Regions from separate parts of the Homo sapiens genome. Here all the other regions are linked to region 1. A link is a contact called in ENCODE Hi-C or POLR2A ChIA-PET data. All regions are on one chromosome and are shown on one strand. Each heading gives the region's core, a stretch centred on a gene start or an enhancer-like site at or near the end of the contact. The rest is flanking DNA. Distances are from core to core; before and after follow the strand shown.

Region 1 (3,677 bases), core at 759-3,258:
TAGCACTATCAAGTTTATATGCATTTATTTGTAAGTGGTGAACACAAGGACAAAATAAAATTCCTGAAATGAAGCTTTATTTTAAAACATTTCTTATAGAAAAGGAATCTACTGTTTATCTCTGGGGATTTTTAAAAACAGAAAATGTTATTACAAAGATTATTTACAGAAAACAGGACCAGAAGTACATTACCCTTCAATACACTGTACCAAAGTCTCCTAATAGGGACCAGGGAGATAATAAAAACACTAGCTTATTAAATGTCTTCCTCCCTTCATTTTAAAATGTAGACAGATTCTATTAAACTGACAATATAAAAGCTTAACCCAATAATTTTAGCTGTACAAAGTTACTTATTAACCTTTAAAGGCTGTTATGAATTTACACTTCCTGCAGTTCACCTGCCATCTTTCCCAACTGAAATAGCCACTAGGGGTTTAAGACAGTCACCACTTGCGACATCAATAATAAGGAAATAACTTTGCATTCAAGTTTAAGAAAAGGATAATTGCGGATTTTGCCTGTGCCCATAAACAGGTGCTTAATGAATATCTGTTGAGTAAATGGTGACATTTTATTATATTAGTGCAACATTAGCTTTTCCCCCCCTAAATTTAGAGTTCTCCCTTGCTCAAAAAGCAGCAAGACCATACCACAGTCCCTTCTCAAAAACACATAAACTCCTTTATTCATAATGAAACAGAAAGCTGGGTTTCAAAATACAATCCCACTCCCTCTTTATCTTCTCCATTATTTTTAAAGATTAGAAATAAGGCCTGTTTTTAAGAAACAGAAAATGTATACCAACTTCTCTCAAACCAAAAGAGAAAATCCAAATTTGATATATATTTTCTATGTTCATAATATTGAGAGTAAGAACGGACTGTTCATCAACAGTATGTTATGTGGGACAAAAACTAAAAAACGTATATCAAAAATACATACTGTTTGCCGACATTCTTTCCTTAATCATAATCAAGGAGTATGTGCCTAAATTTTACTAGATGTGAGATAAGCTTTGTCTGATATTTCAAGATTCATTCATTCAACAAATACTTTACTGAGCACGTACTATAAGCCAGGCCCTTCAACGAAACATTTAGATTTTGTAAACTGCACATCACCCCCCAAAATTCCCCTAAAAAAGCTTATCATTTAAAATAATTGCAAGCTAAAGAGGAATCCCCAATGTTGTTTCTTACACATAGTGAAGTCAGCGGATCGGGGCGCTTTTTCAGCTGTTAATGCGGCATCAAGGAGCCGCTACCTACCACACCCGTTGCCTAAAATCGCAACTTAAAGCTGCAAGCACTGGGTAAAACAACCTGTAAGAGTAGCTCAGCTCCCGCGACGAGGTAGCCAAGGGCTTTCAAGCCCGGGGCCCGGGGCGAACCGCGGCAGGACCCGCGGACTGAACGCGTCGGGCGCCTCAGGCGAAGAGTCGGAGCTCCGGAGCCAGGTGTCTTTGCTCCCCGAAACCCTCACCTAGAGACCCCGGGCCCTCCCCGCCCGCCCCTCGCACCACCCTCCCGACTTCCAGACGTGAAAAGTTGGGGGGAGGGGGGGGGTCTGCCTTTCCATTTTACATCAGGCGGTCAGTTGGCTGCCTCAGCTGTCCGCCTGCCGTGAATTCTGAACTGAGCGTGTAACCATTCCTCAGAGGAAACAGAAGAAAAACCAAAGGCAGGGTCCTAGGGCATGAGGACCTCGCCCAAACCTGAAATGGAAGACGCAGGCTCAGCCCACAGCCCGCAGCGCGCGGCTGGCAAGGCCGGGCCGCGCTCACCCCAGAGCCCTCAGGGACGAGGGTTCGGGGCTTCGGGACCCCGCCCAAGGGACCGAGAGGGCGAGGCGTGGCGGCCGACGCGCGACTGGGGCTGGCATTGCACTCACCGTCGCCTTTGTCTCAGCCGCCCGCTCCGGCCGCAGCCCCTCTCAGCGCCGGCTCCGCGGCTCCTGCCGCCCCAACGCCTGCAGCTGCGCTCCCCAGCGCGCTCGCAGCTTCCTGGCTCCCCCTCCCCGCCCAGGCTCGCGCGCGGGTTGGGCGGAGCGAGAGGCGGCGCGCGCCCCTAGAGCGGCCGGAGGGGCGGGCGCCGTTGCGCAGCTGCAGCGACCGCAGTGCTGGCCCCGCCCCCCGCCAGGCCCCGCCCCCGCCGTACCTCCGGCATGGGCGAATCGGCCGGCAGGCGATGGGACCCCCGGGATTCGAGCCGCGCGGGTTAGGAATTGGCCTCTGTAGCTAACGGACGCCTGAGATCCGGGACTGCAGCACTCGCGGGAAAGGACGCTCCGAAAGATGGCGACCAAACCTGGGCGGGAGCGTGGGGGAGCCCCTTCCCACCCCGGCCCGGGCCGCGGACATCCGTGCGGAGGAGCGACGTCTGCGCACGTTGTGGGGCGGTGGACGCGCACAGGCGAGGGTGGGTGGGTGGGTGCTGAGCGGTTGTGGGATGAGGGGTCTCTCAGTAGCGGTTGAGAGCCCATCCTCTGACCACTGCTTTTTCATGTAAAAGTCAGAATCGTTCAATCAGTCATTAACTGGTTTAAGGCTGGCTAAACCACCTGGTTTGAAATGCGTGAAAATTACACATGTACTAGACTTCTGTGATTCCTTTGGGTGTGTATTTTACATATCTCAGAAATCAGAAACATGAGTGCCCTATCTAGCAGCCAGCAGTCCACCAAAATGCCTACAAAACTTTATCGTAAGTTCAAAAGGATAGCGTAATGCCACTGAAGTAAGCTCTCGAACCTGTAAGTAATGTATGGTCTTCCCCATTCTAGGTTGATGGCGAGGATTTCTAGTTACTCAGGCCAAAAACTTTATATCATCCATAACTCCTCTCATACTCTCATTTTCACTTTCAATCTGTCAAGAAAGCTTGTTGGTTGTACCTTCAAAATAGAACAGAGTGGGCAACATAGCGAGACCCTGTCTCTACAAAAAAAAAAAAAAAAAATTACCCTGGTGTGTTGGCGTGTACCTATAGTTCCAGGTACTCTGGAGGCTGAGGCCAGGAGTTACGTTACAGTGAGCCATCATCAGGCCACTGCACTCCAGCTTGGGCTGGACAGAGTGACACGTGTTCCAAAAAAAAAAAAAATTCTCCATCTTTCCTACCTTACTATTTTTCCTTTCATCCCATGACACTTCCCACCTTGTAACAATCTTTATAATTCAGAGTCAGCCCTCCGCATCCATGGCTTCTGCGTTTCTGGATTCAACCAACCACAGATGGAAAATATTTGGGAAAAAAAACACAACAATTTAAAAATACAAATAAAAACCAATACAATATAACAGCTATTTACATAGCACTTACATTGTATTATAAGTAATCTATAGATAATTTATACAGGAGGATATATGTGGGTTATGTGCAAATACTATATCATTTTATATTAGAGACCTGAGAGGATTTTGGTACTGGTCGTGGTCCTAGAGCCAATCCCCCTCGGATACTGAGGTATGCCTGTATTTATCTGATATGTTTAGCTTTTAGTGTCTGCCTTCCCTAGTAGAAGCTGGGATTTTTGTCTGTTTTGTTCAACTGATGTATCCCAAGTCCCTAGAATAAATGAAAAATTTAAAAATTCCCTGAGATTAAAAAAAACTAAAGCAACAAAAAATGACCAATTTTTTTTATTTTAAATTTTCTCTTGGTTTCTGTTTCAG
Region 2 (3,677 bases), core at 711-3,210, 940 kb after region 1:
TTCTATTCTGTCAAATCTACATTTTAGGATTTTTCCATTTGCAGTATTTTTGTTTTAGTTGGCTCTCTGTTCATCACAATTGACAGAACTTCAAGTGAAAATAGATTAAGCAAAAAAATGAGCAATTTATTAGCTTTCATATGTTGGAAATCCAGATGTAGGAAAGGTCTCAAGACTCCGGATACTTAAATGATACCATCAGAATTCTTCTTTCATCCATTAGCTCTGCTTCACTTTATGTGTTGGCCTCATTTCCTCCATTGCTGCTGGGCTTCCCCCAGATGGAAGATAAAAATGGGAATGCCATATTTGTAGACAGCCTTAAGTTTACATGATGTCAGCCCACTGATCTCAGAGTAAAGTGTGCTTCTGTTATCCAGTATTTATATATTAAGCGCCATATAAAAGATCAGCAGCCCTTCTTTTGTAACATTCATCCAACAATACGTTGGCTGCCTGGCCAGGCGCAGGTCAATGACCCTTACCGGGCTTGGTGAAATACAACTGGCATCCTTGTCAGCGAGGGACAACTTTCAAAGGAAATTGTGTTCACTTACTGTTACCAAAACACCAGATGTTCGGTCTAGATCCTGTTTCTTGCTTCACAGAAAGCCTATCACTGAAACAAGTATTGCCAAAGATGAAGCCTTTAATAGAGTGCTGCAGCCAAGAGGCCAGGAGGTCTCAAATCCATCTCCCTGACTGACTAAAATTAGGAGCTGATATAGCAGGGAAGAAATGTAACCATGTGTGGGAAAACAGGAATTAGGGAGGGGTAAAGAAGAGCAGCTGGTCAATGGGAAGCAAGTGGTCAGTTAGGCAAACTTAACAGATAAAGTGTCGGGCATCTGATTGTCCAAATGCAGTGATCTGGTGACTTTCAGCTCCTTGCTACTATTTGGGAGGCCTGATGGCTGGTTTCCTTGGAAAGGAACTCAGATAAGACAAATGCAACTTTCTCAGGTTTTAAAACTAGGAGGGCCAACTTCTATGTTTATTCAAAGAAACCACGAACATCAGCTCTGTGGGACACCTGCTCAGTTTCATTACCAGAAGAACGTGGAAATGATCTTTGGCTGTTGAAAGAGTAAATGCTCATCATGGAAAGAAAAATAAAAAGAAAAGCTCTGAAAGTGACTGAATCAATGACTGACATCATCTGATACAAGCCAGTTATTCCCTTTTGCCTAAGTTCCATCAGGTATAAAATAAAGAAGATAGTCTACTCCTAAACCCCTCACATTTGATAGAAACACAACTGGATGAACTTGAGTATTTACTTGCTTGGAACATCAAGGTTTCTTTGCTTTTCTCTTTCTTTCCCTGATTACAGAAAATTCGTGCTTATAAAGTAATAACAAAATATTAATAAGTCAATGCTTACGTAGTGTTCATTATTTGGCAGGCTGTTCTGAATGCTTAGCATATATTAACTCATTTCGTTCTCACAACACCCTAGGATGTAACTATTATTAGTATCACCATTTAAGAGATGAGAAAAATAAGAGAGATTGGAACATTTTCTACAGTCACATGGTTAGTAAACTGCAGAGCTGGGATTCAGATTCAGGCATCCCATTTGCTGCTGAGTATGATTTCTACCTCTCCTTTCTTTCAGTACATAGTTGAGTCTCACTATAACTTTTCAGGAACACCAGGAACTATAGGCATGATAAAAGAAGGGCTTTGTATGTGTTCTTAATCATGAAACAGTAGATAGTATGATATCCATTTTGATGTAAATTTGAAGAATGTATTTTAATTCCTTTTAAAATCTCTCCACTAGTACAACTGGCTCCTTCAACAGGAAACAGGTGGTCAGTTAGGCAATCATAACAGCTGCATTTCTTATCTGCCAGGTATTCTTAAGATATTGCTCACTTCCCTTTTTTACTTTCACAAGCCATAGCTACTCTGATGTAATTGATCTTTTGAGAGTGTATAAAGTGCTATTTAAAAGTTGCTTAAGTACAGGAAGATTCTATGTCCTATACCCATTCAGTGGAGATGAGAGTTTTTGAGGAGTAACAGTTTCTTTGCTGCTGTCTTATAGGGACACACATTTGGGTACCCACCTTGTACCAGGCACTGTGATAAGGGCTTTGTCATCTTCAATAGGACTTTCTCACCTTCAGTGAGAGGTGTGAAGCTCAGTTATCCATAAACACAGGCTGTTCGGTCTGTAGTCAATTCTATTTTTCAAAGGGATTCTCAAGTCTCCCTTCATCATCATCGCAGAACAATTTTTTTAAAAAAAAATCTGCTCAAGCCTTCTAAGCGGGTCTCAGAAATAGAAAGCAATTTTCTGCTGAATTAACCAAGGTAGTAAATTCAAAGAGGATAGTTTACTATAAAGGCTTATGGGATTGTGAATCAATGTAAACAATTTACTTCTAAAGCCTCTGCCTGGATGGCCATTTAAGGTTGAAATGTGTTTCAATAGTGCCCTGAAAGCTTAAATGAAATTGTCATATAAATACTCCACACTTTGACACATTTCCAATTATTATAATAATTTCACAGCTTTTGAGACTTTTGAAATTATTTGGTTCAATTTAATGTGTAAGGAAAAGACCAATAGGAATTCTTGTTGCTTAAGAAGATTAACACAATCTTTGACAGAGTTGTTTCTATCATAAAATACTACAAGTATTTGAGCACCTAGTATCACAAAAGCTACCTATGATTTTTACATTTTCAAACGAAGAGGAGAAATTATGTTTTTACCAAAGGTCCATATTTTCATTGTGAAACAATATTAAAGGAGAACACATGTTAGAATGAATTGTTATAATTATTTTTTCTGTGCCTTGGGTGGGAGTGTATTAATTATATCAAATTACTACCTAAATAAAAAAGAATGAAAATAATGGTTTGTAGAGAGCAGAGCTAGACATTGAGAGCAGAACTAGAAATTAAGATTATTAGAAAACAACTGTCGTTTTCCCATCTAACCTTAGGAAACCACATTTTATATGGGAAAGTGAAAAAACACAGAAAACCTAATAGCATTATTCTACATTTCTTTCTACTAACTTACTCTAATATTGTCCTAAAGGCATGCATGAACTTTTACTATTCTAAAGGATAAATACAAAAAATGAAAAGTTTGGATTCCATTATACAGCATTTTGTATTCCTAGATTTTATATATATATTCCAAATTAAAGAAAACAAAAATATTTGTAGTAATCAATTCTTCAGCAGAACTTAGTGATGGCACCTACATTATAGATTAAAATAAAATTATGCATACAAAATTATACAAATCTGTTCACTTAATGCTTGAAGTAAGTAGGAGGAAATTACTGCATGTGATTTTTAGAAAGTGTTGTTGAGTACATCAGAAGAAGTTAAATTAATAACCCTTAAAATCTTTGCTTGGTATCAGCAGCCATTCACAAGAGTAATATATAGGAGCTATAAGTAGGGGTTTAACCAACCTGTAGAAATGTCTTTTACTCTATAACTTAACAGTTCTGCCAGAGTTTTACTTAACTAGAATTATACCAAAATAATACCTGTTATTTTGAGGACACATTTACAAAATAATAAAGAATACTTTACACTGCTACCAAAACAACATTATGAAGCCTGAAGAGAGCATGTCAGGAAGACAGAATGCATAATTTTTCTCACATACTACAGCCAAAAGCCTACAAATGGTGTTCATTGTT
Region 3 (3,677 bases), core at 499-2,998, 800 kb before region 1:
CTTTAAGAATGCTCTCAATTGCTGATGCGTTCTGTAAACTCTTGACAGCCCTGTTGAATGCCTCCAGGTTTGGCCTTCGAAGGTTATTTTCCTAACGGGGCAGAGAATACACTTAAGGGGGAAAGGTTACAGAGTATCCCTCCCACAAGCAGGTGGAAGTCACCCCCACAGTTTCCCAAGCCCACTGTTGGGGACATCCTCGGGTTCCCTCCTAGTCCCGTTCTTGCCTCAGGTGGGTCCCTGCCCAAGGGCACAGGCCTAGAAGTGAGTGGCAGGCAGGACCTGGTTTCCTCAAGCCCCCAGTCTCTGGCTCCATTTGAGCTACATAAAGGGCCTAGGTGGGCTGGGCGCAGTGGCTCAAGCCTGTAATCCCAGCACTTTGGGAGGCCGAGGCAGGCAGATAACCTGAGGTCGAGTTCAAGACCAGCCTGACCAATATGGTGAAACCCCGTCTCTACTAAAAATACAAAAATGGGAGTGGTGGTGCATGCCTGTAATCCTAGCTACTTGGGAGGCTGAGACAGGAGAATTGCTTGAACTCAGGAGGCAGAGGTAGCAGTGAGCTGAGATCGTGCCACTGCACTCCAGCCTGGGCAACAGAGTGAGACTCTTGTCTCAAAAAAAAAAAAAAAAATGGGTGGGGAGGGGGTACCTAGGTGGATCTTTCTGCACTTGGGGGAAAAAATATCTCCAAAAAGAAGCTCTACAAAAGACAGGGGGTTTTCCAAGGGAAGTATTTGTAGCTCAGAGGCTGATAACAGTGTTCATGCCCTGACTGAATTAAAGTCTCCTAGAAATCAAGAAGAAAATCACAGAGACCCCAGCATGGAAATGGGTGCAGCATGTGAGCTGTGAGTGCCCCAAACACAGATGGCCCAGGAACTCAGCAAAGGCTTCCACTTCTTGTTTGACCCAAGAAATGTCATGCAAAGGTGAGACAGAACAACTGCAACCAACTGGAACCATGAAAAATAACTGTAAATGATAATGCCACAGCCAATGAGGGTGGAAAACACAAACTCAATTTTTTAAGGGAAAAAGAAGCTGGCACATCTGAGGGGGAAATTTCTGTCTGTCAGTCCAGAGTCTGCCCTACCAAACACTGACCTTAAGGCCCTTGGTATTCCTCACCTAGAACTGCCTTTTCATTTTCTAATTTAAAAGTCATTTTCATTATTATAGCCATGGCTGTGGCCATGTATTGAACTCTTAAGTGCCAGATGCTGGGCCAGAACATGCACATTGTGCCATTTGATTGTCATAACAATCCCACTGAGATAGGTGCTATTAACCCTATTTTACAGATGAAGAAAGCAAGGCTAGGTAAGATGGAATGACATGGCTGAAGTCACCCAGGCAGGAAGTGGATCGGGATCCACGGGCTGAGCTCTTACCATCAGAATGTCTTGGTCTTCCCCATTGAGGTTGTTGAAGTCCTGTGGGGGTGAAGGGAGAGAAAGGCCCATGAGGCCTTTTGGCCTTAGGCAGCCACCACCCCTCACTGCTGCAGGCCAGTCTTATCCAAGCTACTCACCAGCAAAGGCAAAGGTGGCTGCTTTAAGTGTGTTATAATTTCATCGATCATGTTAGAGCAGTTAACCCAGCTTGTCTTCAAGGGCGTTGTCTGGGTCATGGGAGCTTGGAGTCCGGGGCGGACCAGGAGTTGGAGCAGGAGCAGGACGGGCAGGCGGCTCATGTTTGGATCGGCAGGAGGCACTCTGTCTTGTTCTGGTCCTTCGTGGGGCTCTGAAGAGTTGGCAACAGCCTCCCGCCTTATATGTGCAGCAGCAAGGTGCCCACAACCCCGGGCAAGGCGGGGGGAGGTGGTGGTGTGGGGCAGGCGTCGGAAGGATCTTTATCTGACATGGAACCTCCATAGAAAACCACAGACGTAATTATTCATCCATGACTTTCTAGTACTCAAGATCAGTGAAACAAGAAAAAAGATTACTTAAACGGTATCACTTCATCTTGTCAAGGAGGATGAGAGATGGGAAGCATGGCAGCAGGTGAGAGGACCCCTGTGGCAGGAAGGGGAAGCCTGACTCAGCTCACTGAGGCCTCCTGCCCAGTGGGATCTCATCTGCCATCACCTGGACTACCCTGGCCCTCTGCTGCCCGCCCTGCTTGGTCCTGGTGGGTGGCCAGGAGGCCACTGGAACAGATGAGAGTTTGTCTGGTAGCCGGTCACGCTGCTAAACATCCACGTTCAGCCTCAGGCTCTGAGAAGCACATCTCTTGGTGCCGCTTCCCAATACAGAATTACTGGTGTTCCAGTCCCCAGTGGTTTGTCCCATGGGCTTCGGGCAGCTTCTCCTTGACACTTTGTTTCTGGTGGATGGCCGAGGGCGCTCAGGCCCCAGGTGGCCATTCTCTTACTGGTCTGCTAGCAGTGGCATGGCTGTTCCCTGCGTGTGGGACTCAGCCTCTGCAGGAGGCCCGGCTGCAGCCCCTGGCAGTCCCTCTGGTAGCACCGAGAGCTGAGCTCAGGTACCTGAGGACACTGTCACTGGGAGCTGGGGGAGGGGCTGGCCTGGGAGGTTTAGGAGGCAGAATTGGCATGGTCTGAGGGGTGAGGTCAAGGGAGGAGAAAGGAGAGCAACTCCCTGGTTTCAGACTGGGCCTCAGGCTGCTGGGGCAGGGATTGGCAGGAGACAGTTGTATTGAGAGGTCTTGATCCCCGTCTGTGCTGAGCATGGATTTGCCAGGTGCAGGCCCAGTAGGCAAGGTTTGCAGAGAGGGGATGTGAGTGGGGACAGACCATGGGGAAATCCACAAGGGACCTGAGAAACTGCAGCCAGATAGGAAGCAGGAAACCCAGAAGGGCGGGGGTGGTTATCCCAGAGGGCAGCCCCTGAGAGAAGAGGGGTCCTCCTGATACGGGCCTGTCTTGGGGCCTGCCTGACCCACCCCATGGGGTAGGGGCTTTTGGTAAAGGGATGAGTGTGACAGGGGCATGTGGAAGACTTCTTCAAGATGACTGGCCCCGGGTGGGAGGGAGAGGAGAGCAGTAAGGAAAGGCCAGGGTCTGGGTCATGGTGCGGTGTGTTGTGATCAGTGTGGGGGATGCGGGATAGGAGGTTATGCTGAGGCAGCGGAATTTGGGTGCTTTGGGCTTCTGAGCATAAGCAGATCAGGTGAAGACAAGGACCAGGATGTGGCTGTGGGGAGGCAGGTGAAGAGGCTGTGACTCAAGGCCATGCTGTGAGGATGATTTCTGTAGCTGATATGCCCTCCTGGCTCAGCCCCAGGCTGGGCCCTGGACCAGGAAGAGCCCTAGGTTCTGGACCCGGAGTGGAGTCTGACAGGCACAACTCAACACACAGAGGGGAGCCTTAGCACCAGCTTGCGTACTCCGTAGGCACAATTCATTCAACAGACGTCTACAAAGCACTTGCTGTGAATAAAACAGACATGGTAACCTCCACTAGCAGCTCAGTCTTGTGAGGAGACAGATTTCCAGTCTTGCTACCCTTCCTGTGGTCCCAGACCTGCAGGTCAGCCCTGCCCGGGAGCTTGTTAGCGGTGTCAACCCTCAGGCCCCAGCCCAGACTTTCTGAATCAAAAATCGCATTTTGATAAGATCCTCAGTGATTCAGTGCATTTGAGGGGCTCTGATCTAACTACCTCAGCAATCTTAGCTCCGGTAGGGTCCCCTATTGCCCCACGGACCCAGA
Region 4 (3,677 bases), core at 595-3,094, 750 kb before region 1:
CTGCCAGAGCCGCATAGGGCCCGGAGTGCTCCTGCAGCTGAGTGCCGCAGAGGCCTGAGGCTTGCAGCCTGGCTCCTGGCCCCCTGCTCTGTGAAGAAATGCTCTGTTGAACCACTGGCCTATGGGGAAATTACCTGACCACCTCCCTAGACCAATCTGGTCTGGGGAGATATGTTCTTTCTGCCCAGGCTTCTGGTTCCCCTGGGTCTCCTCTTCAGTACTAGCAGATCTCCAGTTACTCTGCTGCCAGTGGGAGTGTATGGGTGGGGTGGGGGGATTCTCAAAGCCATGTTACTTGCTGGGAGGAGTCCTGCCATACAGCCTCTGTCACACCCTCTTGGAGGAGCCCTGCCAAGCTTGAGATCCCAGCAAAGTCCCTGCCAGGCTGTGGCTGAGTTCAAGCTGGAGCAGCTCTCCCAGGAGTCCAGATCCTATGATGGAGAAGGTGTAGGATCCTATTGTAAAGATTGGAAGTGACTCAGAGGCACACATCTGCACACTTGCACCACTACAAGGTGCACACAGGCCTGGGCACACACATGCCATGTACTCGTACTACAGATACAGGCCCCCCCACACACCCAGCTGCTGAGCTGTGAGCCCACATGCACTCATGGCTGATGGTCTCTGGTGGGCCTGAAGAGATCTCATGCTCTTCCACTCTCTGCTTCCTGACTTCTGCTCTCTGGTTTTCTATCCTCTTCTTTCTGGGCTGTGGCTCAGCCAGCTCCTGGCCTGGGAGGGCTGCGTATAGAGAAGGCCCGGCTGCCTGAGCGCTGTCCTCGGTGCTGGAGTCCTGGTGGGCTCTGCATGCTTGAGGAAAACAAGCAAGGGCATTGGGAAGAGGTGATCTTGCTTGGAGGTGCAGATGTTCATGGGGTGCCCACCAGGATGCCTACCCTTATTATTTCAGAAAATGTGCAACTGGGCTTCCTCCTTTCAATGGCAGACACTGCAACAGGTGTCCAAGCCCTCAGCCCAGCAGTGTGGGCATCTGTGGCTGTGTGTGGCTATATGGCCATTTATTGTGGCTATGAGGGGCTTCTTGAGACCTCGTGTGCCACATACAGTTGTGTACGAAGATCATGATTTCCTCATGAGACACCTGTGATTCCATGTGGCTGCCTGTGACCATGTTACTACTGGTGAACACATATGGCAGCCTGTGATCACACTGAGTCTCCTGTGACCTTGCGTAGCCTCAGACCTGAACTCGTGCGTCCCCAGATGATCTGGGCACTATCTGGTCTAGCTGCCTGATTTGTCAGAGCCTAGGTGAACACTTGCCACTCCCTCCCCTCACTGGTTTGCAGAGGTGGCACCCGGAGGCTCCCCATGTCTGCAAACTCGGGTCCTAGGGGGCGTTGGTGTCAGCGGGCAACAGCCCACAGGAGTGTGCACCTCCTAGGACAGGTAACCGCGACCCGGCTGCCATTCGAGCCTGCCCAGCCATAAAACCCAGGCTGCGAGTCGCGCGGGGGCAGGGTCGCGTGTTGATGGGGTGGGTGGCGGCGGGGTGGGCTCAATGTCACGCTCTGGCGCTCGTCGCCCGTGCTCCCCCTTCCAGCCGGTTTCCGCAGAATGCCAGGTACTGACGTTGGAGAGCGGGGCCGGAGAGGGCTGGTTCGCTCTGCGGCCGGGCCCCTCCCCCGCCCGGGAGCTTGGCGGTTCCGACACCGCGGTCAGTGCGGGGCAAGCCCCAGACCCGGCCGGCCAGGCTGCAGGGCAGGGAGTAAGGCTCGGTTGCGAGTGCGCGCCGCGCCCTCCCCCTTGAGCCGTCTCCGCAGCGGCGCGGGGAGGCGGGAGCTGCGGGGCCGGAGGGCGGGGGCTAAAAATACCCGGCAGCGGCGGCGGCGGCGCGGCTACTGCTGGGGCTGCTGGGCTGCGGGGCTGCGGGGCTGCGGGTCGGGGAGGCCGGGCCGGGCCGGGCCGGGCCCCGCTGACCGCCATGCTGACCTTCTTCCTCGTGTCGGGGGGCTCCCTCTGGCTATTCGTAGGTAAGTGCCCGTCCTGTCCGCGTCCCGGACTCCCATCTCCCGCAGGCTATGAGGTCTTCGCCCGAGGTGGAGGTGTTACATCTCCGCGGCCGCCGAGCCCCCATCCCCTGCTGCTGAGCTGTCCCGTCAAGGTCCCCAGGGCCGCCTAAGTACACCCTCCGCCCCCAGTTCTCGCGGGCTCCGGGCCGGGTTTGGGGAGCACCTGGGTCTGCGGAGGGAGATATAGGGCTTGCTCTCTGCGACCCCACCACAAACCCCCGCCGAGTTCTTGCGTCCCCCTTCCCTGATGGCAAGGACCATCCGCGGATCAGATTAGGCCCTGAGCCAAGGCCAGGAACAGACATTGCGTCCTTGTCCATCTCCTGGGACCAGAAACCGAGGGTGTTGGTCCCCGAGGTCCCACAGCAGGTCAGCTATGTAACCCGGACTGACCTAGGCTTCCTGATCCCGGCGAGGGGCTTCCTCACGACCCCTCCCTGCCCGTCCTTCAGCCAGAGTACAAGATTTCTGTAAGGTAGGGTTCACCTGGCTCCTCTGCTCTGCCCAGGGCTGCTGTGTCTCCACTGTTTCCAGACCCCTCCCCTCCACCTCACAGGAGTCAGCTTCACCACTGCACTTCTTAGGCGGCTACAAGGACCCCTGCTCGATCCCGCCTCCGCGCTTACCTCCCTCAACCCCCCATACACCCACACCTGGAGTCTCACCACAGGCCCTTTTATCTGCCAGTTCTACCACCTGCACCGGCTACTTCCCCTCTCTGAGCCTGGGGTCCTCCAGAGTATAATACCACTAAAGGATCTCCACCTCCACCCCAACCCCCATGTGCAGATTCAGCCTGATAATTTGTGTGCAGTGCTTGATCCTTAAATTGGCCTTAAACCTGTCCTAGGCCACAGCAAATGCTCTATGAATGTTAGTGTTTATTATTATCTCACATTCAAACAGCACCATCAGAAGTGGTAATAAAGCTTTTTCTGAGCCAAGGAAGGGGAGGAAGTTGACCCTCTTGAAATCTTTACCTGAGGCTTTGTACGTGTTATTTAATATTCATGGAAAACCCTAGGAGGTCGGTGGCACCATCCCTTTTTTTACTGAGTTCAGAGGTCAATTGACTTGCCTAGTGTCACATGGATATTTGGCAGACTGGGATTCCATTCGAGGTTTTAATTGATCAACCAATGCTAAGTGCTTGGCTGGATCAGGCCTGAACCTGGAGGGTTGGTGGGCCTAGTAATCACTTCCTTCACCCCCACCATTTCCTTAAGTTAGGCCACAGGGACACTTCCCCTGAGCTGGGAGAGTGAGTGAAGCCTCCCTAATCCCCTCAGCTCCCTAAGCTCCTTCTGTCTGCCAGTGTCTGTGACTGGCTGTGCAGGGGCACTCTGGTCCTGAGGCACATCCAGCAGACAAGGGCAGGGCTAGAGCTGGGGTTGGAGGTAAAGGGCAAGGATAATTAAAATAATGGTGATGGTGGTCGTAACAGCCACCATTTAATGCCTGAGTGATGGATGGTCTCAGAGCCTCTCCCCACTGCCAGGACCCCTTTGCCCTACCCTCAGGAGGCCCCACCCAACCATGGGTCCAAGGTCAGCTCTCTGAAGACTTGATCTTCTGTGGCTGCAGGGAGGTGTCTAGGGGCTGCAAGACCACTTGTGACCGGGGTCATCAGCAGCCTGTGAG

What was found. A loop is a pair of places that touch in the nucleus more often than their neighbours do. ChIA-PET counts read pairs that join two places held with the same protein, here RNA polymerase II (POLR2A). Pooled maps may share reads with other maps.
Region 2: a loop to region 1 is called in a pooled map, with 9 times the contacts of the local background. The contact joins the enhancer-like site here to the promoter of CDC42SE2 in region 1. A Hi-C loop is called at or near these places in 5 of 37 single-sample maps with no recorded cell type and 5 of 50 pooled maps. POLR2A ChIA-PET finds 5 or more read pairs at or near these places in 1 of 52 experiments (OCI-LY7).
Region 3: a pooled map shows a loop between it and region 1 (2.4-fold over the local background). The contact joins the promoter of IL3 here to the promoter of CDC42SE2 in region 1. A Hi-C loop is called at or near these places in 1 of 50 pooled maps. POLR2A ChIA-PET finds 5 or more read pairs at or near these places in 2 of 52 experiments (Panc1 and activated CD8-positive, alpha-beta memory T cell).
Region 4: a loop to region 1 is called in a map with no recorded cell type, with 3 times the contacts of the local background. The contact joins the promoter of ACSL6 here to the promoter of CDC42SE2 in region 1. A Hi-C loop is called at or near these places in 1 of 37 single-sample maps with no recorded cell type and 2 of 50 pooled maps.

What each region holds. Positions count from the first base shown.
Region 1 is chr5:131,262,384-131,266,060 of GRCh38, reverse strand. CDC42SE2 (CDC42 small effector 2) reads right to left here and starts at 2,008. Exons shown (of 5, transcript NM_001375635.1): 1 at 1,895-2,008. RefSeq lists enhancers at 729-1,546, 2,675-2,724 and silencers at 1,745-2,394, 2,425-2,474, 2,485-2,554.
Region 2 is chr5:130,322,459-130,326,135 of GRCh38, reverse strand. No RefSeq gene overlaps it. Among named protein-coding and RNA genes, the nearest start is that of CHSY3-AS1, 420 kb to the right of the region's middle. Within about 2 kb of position 1,960, at least 3 of the 41 ENCODE cell types and tissues checked have a DNase peak (open chromatin) inside an H3K27ac peak, as active enhancers do; they include OCI-LY7, where a contact is called at or near this core.
Region 3 is chr5:132,058,726-132,062,402 of GRCh38, reverse strand. IL3 (interleukin 3) reads right to left here and starts at 1,748. Exons shown (of 5, transcript NM_000588.4): 1 at 1,535-1,748; 2 at 1,395-1,436; 3 at 2-91. The coding sequence starts at 1,696. It overlaps LOC105379174 (a long non-coding RNA gene), which reads left to right. Exons shown (of 5, transcript XR_001742531.2): 2 at 795-932.
Region 4 is chr5:132,009,825-132,013,501 of GRCh38, reverse strand. ACSL6 (acyl-CoA synthetase long chain family member 6) reads left to right here and starts at 1,844. Exons shown (of 21, transcript NM_001009185.3): 1 at 1,844-1,997. The coding sequence starts at 1,949. LOC124901062 (a long non-coding RNA gene) reads right to left here and starts at 2,046. Exons shown (of 2, transcript XR_007058933.1): 1 at 1,957-2,046.